Linked DNA regions of Homo sapiens: region 1 is linked to region 2. Evidence: read pairs that join two places in POLR2A ChIA-PET (ENCODE). Cell type or tissue: Caco-2. All regions are shown on one strand. Links, peaks and the distances in the headings refer to the core of each region. The heading gives the core; the rest is flanking DNA.

Region 1 (5,376 bases), core at 108-5,107, 70 kb before region 2:
GATAAGCCTCCCTACTGTAGGAGCAACTCAAAATTTTACTTATTGGGCATATGTCCCATTTCCTCCTTTAATTAGGTCTGTGAGTTGGATGGACCCGGTTATTGAGGTGTACACCAACAACAGTACCTGGATGCCTGAGCCCATAGATAATCAAGGCCAATGCATTCTAATGAGGAAGGGATGAAAATGAATATATCAATAGGATATAAATATCTTCCAATATGCCTGGGACCTGCCGCTGGATGCTTACAAATTGGCACACAAGTCTGGTTGGCAGTAATCCCTGGAAAAAATAAATCACAGGCTGCTTTACAAATGATTTCAGGGCAAAATTTAACATATAACCATTCCAGCCCTAAAACTCAGCAATTCTGTCCAAACAAGCTCAAATGTAAGAAAAATAAAGTTTGGTTTGAAGGTGTAGATACTTGGACTTGAGAAGATTATATAGCAAGTAAGGCTGAGGTGCTACAAAAGAATTCCTATGGAATTGTCATTGATTGGTCCCCTAAGGGGATTTTTAAACCAAATTGCACAAGAAGGCCCTCTTGTAAAGCAAATTTAACAAACTGATGGAATCGCTGGCAATGTAATCATACACAATACATTCAGATGGAAGCTGATGCCCCTATCATATGGAATCCTGCTGGCATTATCGCCCCTAGTCCAAAAATGATATCTCCTGCCATAGGACAGGAACATTCAGAATTATGAAAATTAGCTGTAGCTCAAAGTCCAATTAAAATTTGGGAGGGTAAATATGAAAAGTACAGTGGGGAGGGAGGTAAGGATAAATATGCTCTTTCTTTTCTTTCCAACAGGACGTTTTGGATTCAAAGTTGCATTCGACCACCTTTTATGTTAGCAATAGGAAATGTTACTATTGATATAAATACACACTCTGTTACCTGCCCAGAATGTCGCCTATTTACCTGCATTAACTCAACTTTTGATAAAAAAAAAAAAAACCACAAAACAAAAAAAACTATTCTGTTAATTAGAGCCAGGGAAGGAGTTTGGATCCCTGTGTCTCTAAATAGACCATGGGAAGCATCACTATTCATATTATAACTGAAATCCTTAGGAAACTTTTATCCCATTCAAAAAGATTTATAGTGGCTCTCACATTTGCTATAATTGGCCTCACTGCTGTTACTACTACTGCTGCAGTAGCTGGTGTAGCTTTACAGTCATCTGTGCAAACTGCTGAATTTGTTGATAAGTGGCAGAAAAATTCCACAAAATTATGGAACTCTCAGCTTCAAACAGATCAAAAAATAGTTAATCAAATTAATGATCTCCATCAGACTGTAATTTGGATGGGGGTTCGTATTATGAGTTTAGAAAATAGAATTCAAATACAATGTGACTGGATACATCTGATTTTTGTATCACTCTCCATAGTTATAATGAAACAGAACACCAATGGGAAAAAGTTAAACACCATTTGGAAAGAAAAGAGGAAAATCTCACCCTCAATATCGTAAAACTAAAAGAGCAGGTTTTTGAAACCTCTCAGGCTCACTTAACCCTGCTCCCTGGAACCGATATTTTGAGCAAGGCAGCTGATGGGTTGTCTGCAGTCAATCCTCTTAAATGGATTAAGGCCACTGGAAGTTCTACATTTGTAAACTTTATTCTAATAATTATGTGCTTGTGCTGTCTCATGTTAGTTGGCAAATGCAGAAGCCACCTCTGGAGAGAAAGCCGCCACCAAGAACAAGCAATGATAGCTGTGGCGGTTTTGCAAAAAAGAAAAGGGAGACATGTTGGTAGAAGGGCTGAGGCAAGACTTGCTTGTCTGACATAATGTAAAAGAGTCTTGGAACTGTCCTGAGTCCAGGGTCTAAAACCCCTCATGGCCTTTGGAACACCAAGCTCTGTGCCAAAGAGTGGAAGGCTGCCCTGCCGCACCACAATCTAAGCTCAGGGCATAAAACCCCTCGTGGCTTGGATGGAATCCAGGGCTGAGGGCATAAAACACCTCATGGCCTCTGGAATGTGTCTAGACTTGCTGGCTCCTTGCTTCTTGCTCTCCCAGGCTCATAAATTGATTGCATCTTGAGGTAGAAAAACATGTTCTCCATTATCTCGAGTAGCAGAGCATATTCCATATGCTTAAAAGAAAATGCTAAACCACCACAGCTATAGGTCAAACGCTTGATGCACTGCTTCCTTTCTACCCCCACATCCTCACGTCCTCACCACCTGCTTCTTTGATCACCAAAAAATAATGTGGGCTTCCAGAGCTCAGGGCCTTCACAGCTGCCATACTGGTGTTGGCCCCCTGGACCCACTTTATGCACTCTTGTCTTGTCTCATTCCTTTGACTCCACCGGACTTCATAACCCCCACGACCTGGTGTTGGGTCTGATCACCCCAGCACAATGCCACACAATATAACCTTCTTTTTCTCTCCCTCTCCCCATTCTTTTTCTTCAGCAGTATCTTCCCTAAGTACTACTCCTTCAGTCAGCCTCTTCTTTGTTGTTGTTTTGAGACAGGGTCTCACTCTGTCACCAAGGTTGGAGCGCAGTGGCATGATGCATGATCACAGCTCACTGCAACCTCCACCTCTTGGATTCAAGTGATCCTCCCACCTCAGCCTCCAGAGTAGCTGGGACCACGAGGGCATGCCACCATGCTCAGATAATTTTTTTTTTTTTTTGAGATAGAGTCTTGCTCTGTCGCCCAGGCTGGAGTGCAGTAGTGCTATCTCGGCTCACTGCAACCTCCGCCTCCTGGGTTCAAGTGATTCTCCTGCCTCAGCCTCCCGAGTAGCTGGGATTACAGGTGCGTGCCACGACACCCAGCTAATTTTTGTATTTTTAGTAGAGACAGGATTTCACCATCTTGACCAGGCAGGTCTTGAACTCCTGACCTCATGATCCACCAGCCTCGGCCTCCCAAAGTGCTGGGATTACAGGCATGAGCCACCACGCCCAGCCGATTTTTTTTTTTTAAATAATTTGTGGTAGAGACGAGGTTTCACCATGTTGCCCAGGCTGATCTTGAACTCCTGAGCTCAAGTGATCCACCCGCCACCACCTCCCAAAGTGCTGAGATTACAGACATGAGCCACCACACCCAACCAGTCAGCCTCTTACTCCCCTCAAATGGAAACATGTTAAGAAAGCATCTGGCCGGGTGCACTGGCTCAGGCCGGGCGCAGTGGCTCACTTGTAATCCCTGCACTTTGGGAGGCCAAGGCTGGTGGATCACCTGAGTTCAGGAGTTCGAGACCAGCCTGGCCAACATGGTGAAACCCCGTCTCTACAGAAAAAAATACAAAAATTAAACAGGTGTGGTGGCAGGGGCCTGTAATCTCAGCTACTCGAGAGGCTGAGGTAGGGAGAAATCACTTGAACCCAGGAGGCAGAGGCTGCCGTGAGCTGAGATCATGCCATTACACTCCAGCCTGGGCAACAGAGCGAGACTCCGTCTCAATTAAAAAAAAAAAAAAAAGAATCTCACATCACTCATATAGGGAAAAAGGAGTGCTGTGTTTAAAATCTCATCTCTCCTCGCTCTCCCTCTCCCGTCTCCCTCTCCCTCTCCCGTCTCCCTCTCCCTCTCCCTCTCCCTCTCCCGTCTCCCTCTCCCTCTCCTTTCCACGGTCTCCCTCTCATGCCGGGCCAAAGCTGGACTGTACTGCTGCCATCTCGGCTCGCTGCAGCCTCCCTGCCTGATTCTCCTGCCTCAGCCTGCCGAGTGCCTGCGATTGCAGGCGCGCGCCGCCACGCCTGACTGGTTTTCGTGTTTTTTTGGTGGGGACAGGGTTTCGCTGTGTTGGCCGGACTGGTCTCCAGCTCCTAGCCGCGAGTGTTCCGCCAGCCTCGGCCTCCCGAGGTGCCGGGATTGCAGACGGAGTCTCATTCACTCAGTGCTCAATGGTGCCCAGGCTGGAGTGCAGTGGCATGATCTCGGCTCGCTACGGCCTCCACCTCCCAGCCGCCTGCCTTGGCCCCCCAAAGTGCGGAGATTGCAGCCTCTGCCCGGCCGCCACCCCATCTGGGAAGTGAGGAGCGTCTCTGCCTGGCTGCCCATCGTCTGGGATGTGAGGAGCCCCTCTGCCTGGCTGCCGAGTCTGGAAAGTGAGGAGCGTCTCTGCCCAGCCGCCATCCCACCTGGGAAGTGAGGAGCACCTCGTCCCGGCCGCCATCCCATCTAGGAAGTGAGGAGCGTCTCTGCCCGGCAGCCCATCGTCTGAGATGTGGAGAGCGCCTCTGCCCCGCCGCCTCATCTGGGATGTGAGGAGCGCCTCGGCCCGGCCGCGACCCCGTCTGGGAGGTGAGGAGCGTCTCTGCCCGGCCGCCCCGTCTGAGAAGTGAGGAGACCCTCCGCCTGGCAACCGCCCCGTCTGAGAAGTGAGGAGCCCCTCCGCCTGGCTGCCACCCCGTCTGGGAAGTGAGGAGCGTCTCCGCCCGGCAGCCACCCCGTCCGGGAGGGAGGTGGGGGTCAGCCCCCCACCCGGCCAGCCGCCCCGTCCGGGAGGGAGGTGGGGGGCTCTGCCCCCCGCCCGGCCAGCCGCCCCGTCTGGGAGGTGAGGGGCGCCTCTGCCCGGCCGCCCCTACTGGGAAGTGAGGAGCCCCTCTGCCCAGCCAGGAGCCCCTCTGCCCAGCCAGCTGCCCCATCTGGGAGGGAGGTGGGGGGGTCAGCCCCCCGCCCGGCCAGCCGCCCCGTCCGGGAGGTGAGGGGCGCCTCTGCCCGGCCGCCCCTACTGGGAAGTGAGGAGCCCCTCTGCCCGGCCAGCTGCCCCGTCCGGGAGGGAGGTGGGGGAGTCAGCCCCCCGCCCGGCCAGCCGCCCCGTCCGGGAGGGAGGTGGGGGGGTCAGCCCCCTGCCCGGCCAGCCGCCCCGTCCGGGAGGTGAGGGGCGCCTCTGCCCGGCCGCCCCTACTGGGAAGTGAGGAGCCACTCTGCCCGGCCAGCCGCCCCATCCAGGAGGGAGGTGGGGGGCTCAGCCCCCTGCCCGGCCAGCCGCTCCGTCCGGGAGGGAGGTGGGGGGGTCAGCCCCCCACCCGGCCAGCCGCCCCGTCTGGGAGGGAGGTTGGGGGGTCAGCCCCCCGCCTGGCCAGCCACCCGGTCCGGGAGCTGAGGGGCGCCTCTGCCCGGCTGCCCCTACTGGGAAGTGAGGAGCCCCTCTGCCCGGCCACCACCCCGTCTGGGAGGTGTACCCAACAGCTCATTGAGAATGGGCCATGATGACGATGGCGGTTTTCTGGAATAGAAAAGGGGGCAAGGTGGGGAAAAGATTGAGAAATCGGATGGTTGCCGTGTCTGTGTAGAAAGAAGTAGACATGGGAGAATTTTCATTTTGTTCTGTACTAAGAAAAATTCTTCTGCCTTGGGATCTTGTTGATCTATGACCTTACCCCC
Region 2 (5,376 bases), core at 217-5,216:
AGATAATAAAGATGAAGTAGACATCACCTATTTGTAAATTATAACAGAAAAGATTACCATCCAGAATTAAAAGTACCTGGAAGCCACCAAGAAGCACATAGTTTGACAGCAAAGTGAACAAGTAAGGCAGGCGCAGTGGCTCACGCCTGTAATCCCAACACTTTGGGAGGCAGAACTGGGTGGATCACTTGAGATGAGGAGTTTGAGACCAGCCTGGCCAACATGGCAAAATCCCGTCTCTACTAAAAACACAAAAAAATTAGATAGGCGTGTGCCTGTAATCCCAGCTACTTGGGAGACTGAGGCAGGAGAATTGCTTGAACCCAGGATGCAGTGAAGGTTGCAGTGAGCTGAGATCCTGCTACTGCACTCCAGCCTAGGTGACAGAGCGAGACTCCATCTCAAAAAAAAAAAAAAATAGTGAACAAATAAACCACAAAACATAGGAAACTAAATATGCTCTATATCATGGATAATCAAGAGAAATTTTGTTTTTGTTTTTGGTAGAGATGAGGTCTCACTATGTTGCCCAGGGTAGTCTCAAACTCCTGGGCTCAAGTGATCCTCCCACCTCAGCCTCTCAAGGTGTTGGGATTACAGGCATGAGCCCCTGTGCCTGGCCAGAAATGTATTTTTATAAGACATACATACTATTAGGTTCATTGCAGCATTGTTTATAATAGTAAACAAATGGTCCCAATGTCAATTTCCATCAGTAAGGACTCTATTTGCTGTGTATTCAAATCTTTTATAACAGGAATGCGTGTATTTTGTGTAAGAAAGAATAGTAGGCTATGGAGGAGGGGGTGATAGCAGCAGAGAGAAGCATAAAAGACCTCTTTGGCAGGAAGGATGGCTTCCAGACCAGCTAAGTGGAGCAAGCATGTTTTGAAGGACACTGGCTCTAATAGGGAGTTAGCATGGGGTGGGTCACAGAACGTATTTGATCAGGCAAAGAGGACTCTTGCCATCCAAGCCTGTTCCCTCAGATAAATGGGGATAATTCATATGTCATAAGCCAAATAAATGAGGGAATGAAACATACGTAACTAATAATAAAAAGTGTTAAAATTTATTGGGCATTTAACTGAGACAATCTGGTTCCAGAGCCTGCTCTCAATCCCAATGATGTGCTACCTTCACATCCTAGTTACGCCACTGACTAGCTTTGTGACTTTGGACAAGTTATTTAACATCCCAGGATCTGTTTTTACCTGTGTAAAAATGCATATATAGTACCTTTTTCACAAGCCTCAAAACGAATATAGGCCTTCCTCATAGGATTATTGAAAGATTGAGTTAAACATTGGTTTAGCTTAGGAACAGCATCTGGCACATAGTAAGTGTTCAGTGAACGTTAGCTATTACCATCATCACTATTAATGTGTGCTAGTGACTGTCCTGAGTTACATTATCTAATCTAATTTGTAATCCTCTGAACATGGCATTCACTCTCCTTTAGATGAGGAAATAAAGCTCAGACTGGGGATCAGACTCCAAGTATGTCTTGCTCTAAAGCCTAGGCTGTTTTCTACTCTACTCTCACAAGCATCTGTTGCCCAGTACAGTGCTTAACACACAGTAGTGAGTAACCACATTGACTGTGTAAATATTACTTTGCTTTTGTCAGCACTTTGCAAAAAGGAAATTAACTTTTTGCAATTAATTAGTGCAAGTTGCCCACAGTGATATAGCTTGGTATGTTTTTCTTTAGTCTCAGCTCTGCAGCCCACAATCTAGGAGCTGAACTTTAAGGTGCTTCATACCTGTCCCTATAGGATCTAACTCTGGCAGCTTTGGGTTGCCTCTGCTTAGAGGCTTGGTGCCAGGGATGAGTGGAGAGACCTCTTGGCTTGATGCCTATCTTGGCTAGGCCTAGGGCAGACTCATGGTTTAGCCTTAGCCCTTCCTTTCAAGGTCCTTGGCTGGGGACTTGGCCTTGTGCTCGGTACAAAGGTGCACTGCAATGTGTTTTACTAGATGAGTAAGAAGATACTCCTCCCACCCTCTCTCCATAAAGTTGCCAGACTAAGTCCTTGAGCTGCTGACTTCAGAAACCCAAAGAGAACTGAAGCAAGTCCAGATTGAATCCTTTAATTTTCCTGTAGAAAATGCTGGGGCTCCCTCCTCGCTCAGCAAGGACTTAAAGCAAGCAGAGGAAGTAGCAGGGATTCCTCCCTGTCAGCAGCTATCTTTTGAAGAGTTTTCATTCTTCAGATCCTGGGCACTCTGTCTAAATGGTGAGCTGATTTCCTAAAATGAGCTGAAATGTCTGAGAATGAAAGTTACTCCACGGGGATTATTATAGTCAAATGAATCATTTCAGATTCTGCAAGAAGATCAGACACGTGAAAACAAAAATTTCACAAAGAGATCAAAGTACAGATTAAACAAGCACAAGACACATTGGCCACCTCTGTCTCCAGTGTCTGTCCATCAGGATTAGTTCTAGGCACACCCAGTACAAGCTCAGAAAGCTTTCCTTAAGTACACTAGAAACAGAGGGGACCCAGGGGCCTCAGCATTGCTAGTATCTGAGTGGCCAAAATACCTAGATTTGTTTCTCTGTGTCTAAAACATACCTTTTCAGAATCTACAGCTGGCCATTCCCAGGATTCCATGGTGGAGGAACAAGTCATCCTCAGCCAGAGGAAAGGGATGAAAACGAAGCTGAGAAATCTGCTGGCCTCAACTAGGAAAACTGCCCATTTTACCCAGGCATCCTATCCTTCTTGAAAGTTAGTGATCTGGCCAGGCATGGTGGCTCACGCCTGTAATCCCAGCACTTTGGGAGGCCAAGGCGGGTGGATCACCTGAGGTCAGGAGTTACCAGCCTGGCCAACATAGTGAAACCCTGTCTCTACTAAAAATACAAAAATTAGCTGGGTGTGGTGGCGGGTGCCTGTAATCCCAACTACTGAGGAGGCTGAGGCAGGAGAATCGATTGAACCTGGGAGGCGGAGGTTGCAGTGAGCCGAGATTGCACCATTGCACTCCAGCCTGGGTGACAAGAGCAAAACTCCATCTCAAAAAAAAAAAAAAAAATAGTGATCTACATAAAAATCATTTTTTAAAAATCTCAGTAATATGCACTCAACCAGGAATTGTGTGACCTTAAACCATCCTTGGCTCTGCCACTGGCTAACTAGGTGACCTTAGACAAGTCTCTTTCTCTCCCTGGGCCAGTTAACACATTTGTAAAATGAAGACCAAAATAGTTTATCCCCAAGGTTATGTATTGATAGAGCCAGGATTAGAACCCATTTATTCTGATTCCCAATCCACTGACATTCCTTCTTCTCTCCTACCTATCCCTTGTGATTTCATGGCACTACTAGGCATAATTTAACCCCAACTAGGATATTCAAAACTAAAAGCATGCTGAAGGAATGAACTACTGATAATGGAACACAAGGGATAAAACATTATGCTAAATGGATGAAGTCAGGCACAAGAGAATACATACTGTATGATATTTCATTTATATGTAGTACTAGATAGGCAAAACTAATCTATGGCGGTAGAAACGACGTTAGTCGTGACTTCTTGGGGAAAATGTGAAAGATGGCCGGGTGCGGTGGCTCATGCCTGTAATCCCAACACTTTGGGAGGCCGAGGCCGGCAGATCACAAGGTCAGGAGTTCGAGACCAGCCAGTTTGAGAGCAGCCTGGCCAACATGGTGAAACTAAAAATAAAAAATTAATTAGTATTTACTAAAAATACAAAAATTAGCCGGGCATGGTGGCGTATGCCTGTAATCCCAGCTACTTGGGAGGCTGAGGCAGGAGAATTGCTTGAACCCGGGAGGCAGAGGTTGCAGTGAACCAAGATTGTGCCACTGCACTCCAGCCTGGGCGACAGAGCAAGACTTCGTCTCGGGGCAGGGGAGGCGGGGGGAAGAAAAAGATGATTATGAGGGAACTTTTTGGGGTGATGGACATGTTCTTTATCTTGATACAAGTATGGGTTTCATGGGTAGGTAGATGTATTTTCAGAATTGATCAAATGTACACTGAAGATCTATGTGTCACTATATATAAATTATACCTCAATGAAAAAAATCTTTTAAGAGTATGCCAAAGAAGTTTTAGAAGGGAAGGAAATACAACATTTACTGAGCATTACTAGCTCATTATATTTATATTATCTCCATCTCAAATCCCTAAAAAGGGATTATCCTCACTCTTCAGATCAGAAATCTGAGGTTCAATGAGGCCAGAATAACTCAGCTTCAAAATGAATAAATGTGGAAGCCAGCACAACCCAGGTTTGTTTGCCTCTTTTCCTTTAGCAGGTTGTCTCAGGGAGGGAAGGGAAGGTATTTTCAGCCTGGAGCCAGAAGACTTGTGTTCCGTTTGGTTTCACTGCCATGTGATCCTAAGAACATCCATTTCCTTCTGGACCTCCCTCCAGAAGAGTCAAAGCTCACAGTTGTTTTGTAACCCTGAGGTTCTGGCAATCAGAGTATCTCCAGTCCCTCTTACCAGGATAAGGCATTAAGAGTAATTTCCCTTTGTCTCAGGGCAAACTAATCATGAGCAACAAAAGTTCTCTGACTCTGGCGAGAGGATAAATCATCAGCTAGGTCAGTGACACAAGAGCTCCAAGGTGACAGAATCCAGCTGCCTCCTGTGTAAGAAGCCTGACTCATCCCTGAGTGATGTGATAGAAAAAGATGGACTAGGAATCAAGAGATTTAAATCCTGCTGCCCTTTTCCAGTGACATATCCCATGACCTTGGGCAAAGGATTGCCCTCTATGGGCCCCTAACCTGTACTAGCTAAAAGAGACAATTAGGTTGGCTGCATCCTAAAGTCCTTAAGCTCCACTATCTTGTCAGTTTATGAAATCCTGATTCCTGCTTCCACATATTGATAACAGCTGAGCAACTGGAAAAGACTGTTTTTTCCAGGTTTCCAAATGGAAAACATGTGACACTGCCCATTGCCCATATGATATAGAGGCAATACACATACAGCTACCCAACTCTGCCACTGTAACATTAAAGCAACCAGAGACAGTATGTAAGTGAATAAGCATGGCTCTGATCCAATGGCAGGGAGGGGTTTTGGAACTAGATAGAGCTGGTGACTGCAGAACATTATGAATGTACTAAATAAATGCTACTGAATTACTCATTTAAAAATGTTTAAGGCCAGGGGCGGTGGCTCACGCCTCTAATCCCAGCATTTTGGGAGCCCAAGGCGGGCGGATCGCCTGAGATCAGGAGTTCAAGGCCACCCTGGCCAACATGGTGAAACCCCGTCTCTACTAAAAATACAAAAATTAGCCGGGCTTGGTGGCAGGCACCTGTAATCCCAGCTACTCAGGAGGCTGAGGCAGAAGAATTGCTTGAACACAGGAGGCAGAGGTTG

What was found. ChIA-PET counts read pairs that join two places held together with the same protein. Peaks named below come from ENCODE experiments on the same cell type or tissue, not always from the same donor. Only the 100,000 strongest peaks of a DNase experiment are listed, where the experiment ranks them.
Region 1: POLR2A ChIA-PET joins it to region 2 with 5 read pairs; 7 of 35 experiments call an interaction of 5 or more read pairs at or near these places.

What each region holds. Positions count from the first base shown.
Region 1 is chr11:73,935,899-73,941,274 of GRCh38, reverse strand. No RefSeq gene overlaps it. Among named protein-coding and RNA genes, the nearest start is that of DNAJB13, 12 kb to the left of the region's middle. RefSeq lists an enhancer at 3,846-4,480. In Caco-2, for the core only: no CTCF peak of the experiment used is centred there; no DNase peak of the experiment used is centred there.
Region 2 is chr11:73,865,957-73,871,332 of GRCh38, reverse strand. No RefSeq gene overlaps it. Among named protein-coding and RNA genes, the nearest start is that of COA4, 8.2 kb to the left of the region's middle. RefSeq lists a silencer at 4,415-4,709. In Caco-2, for the core only: no CTCF peak of the experiment used is centred there; DNase peaks (open chromatin) are centred at 1,905 and 2,444.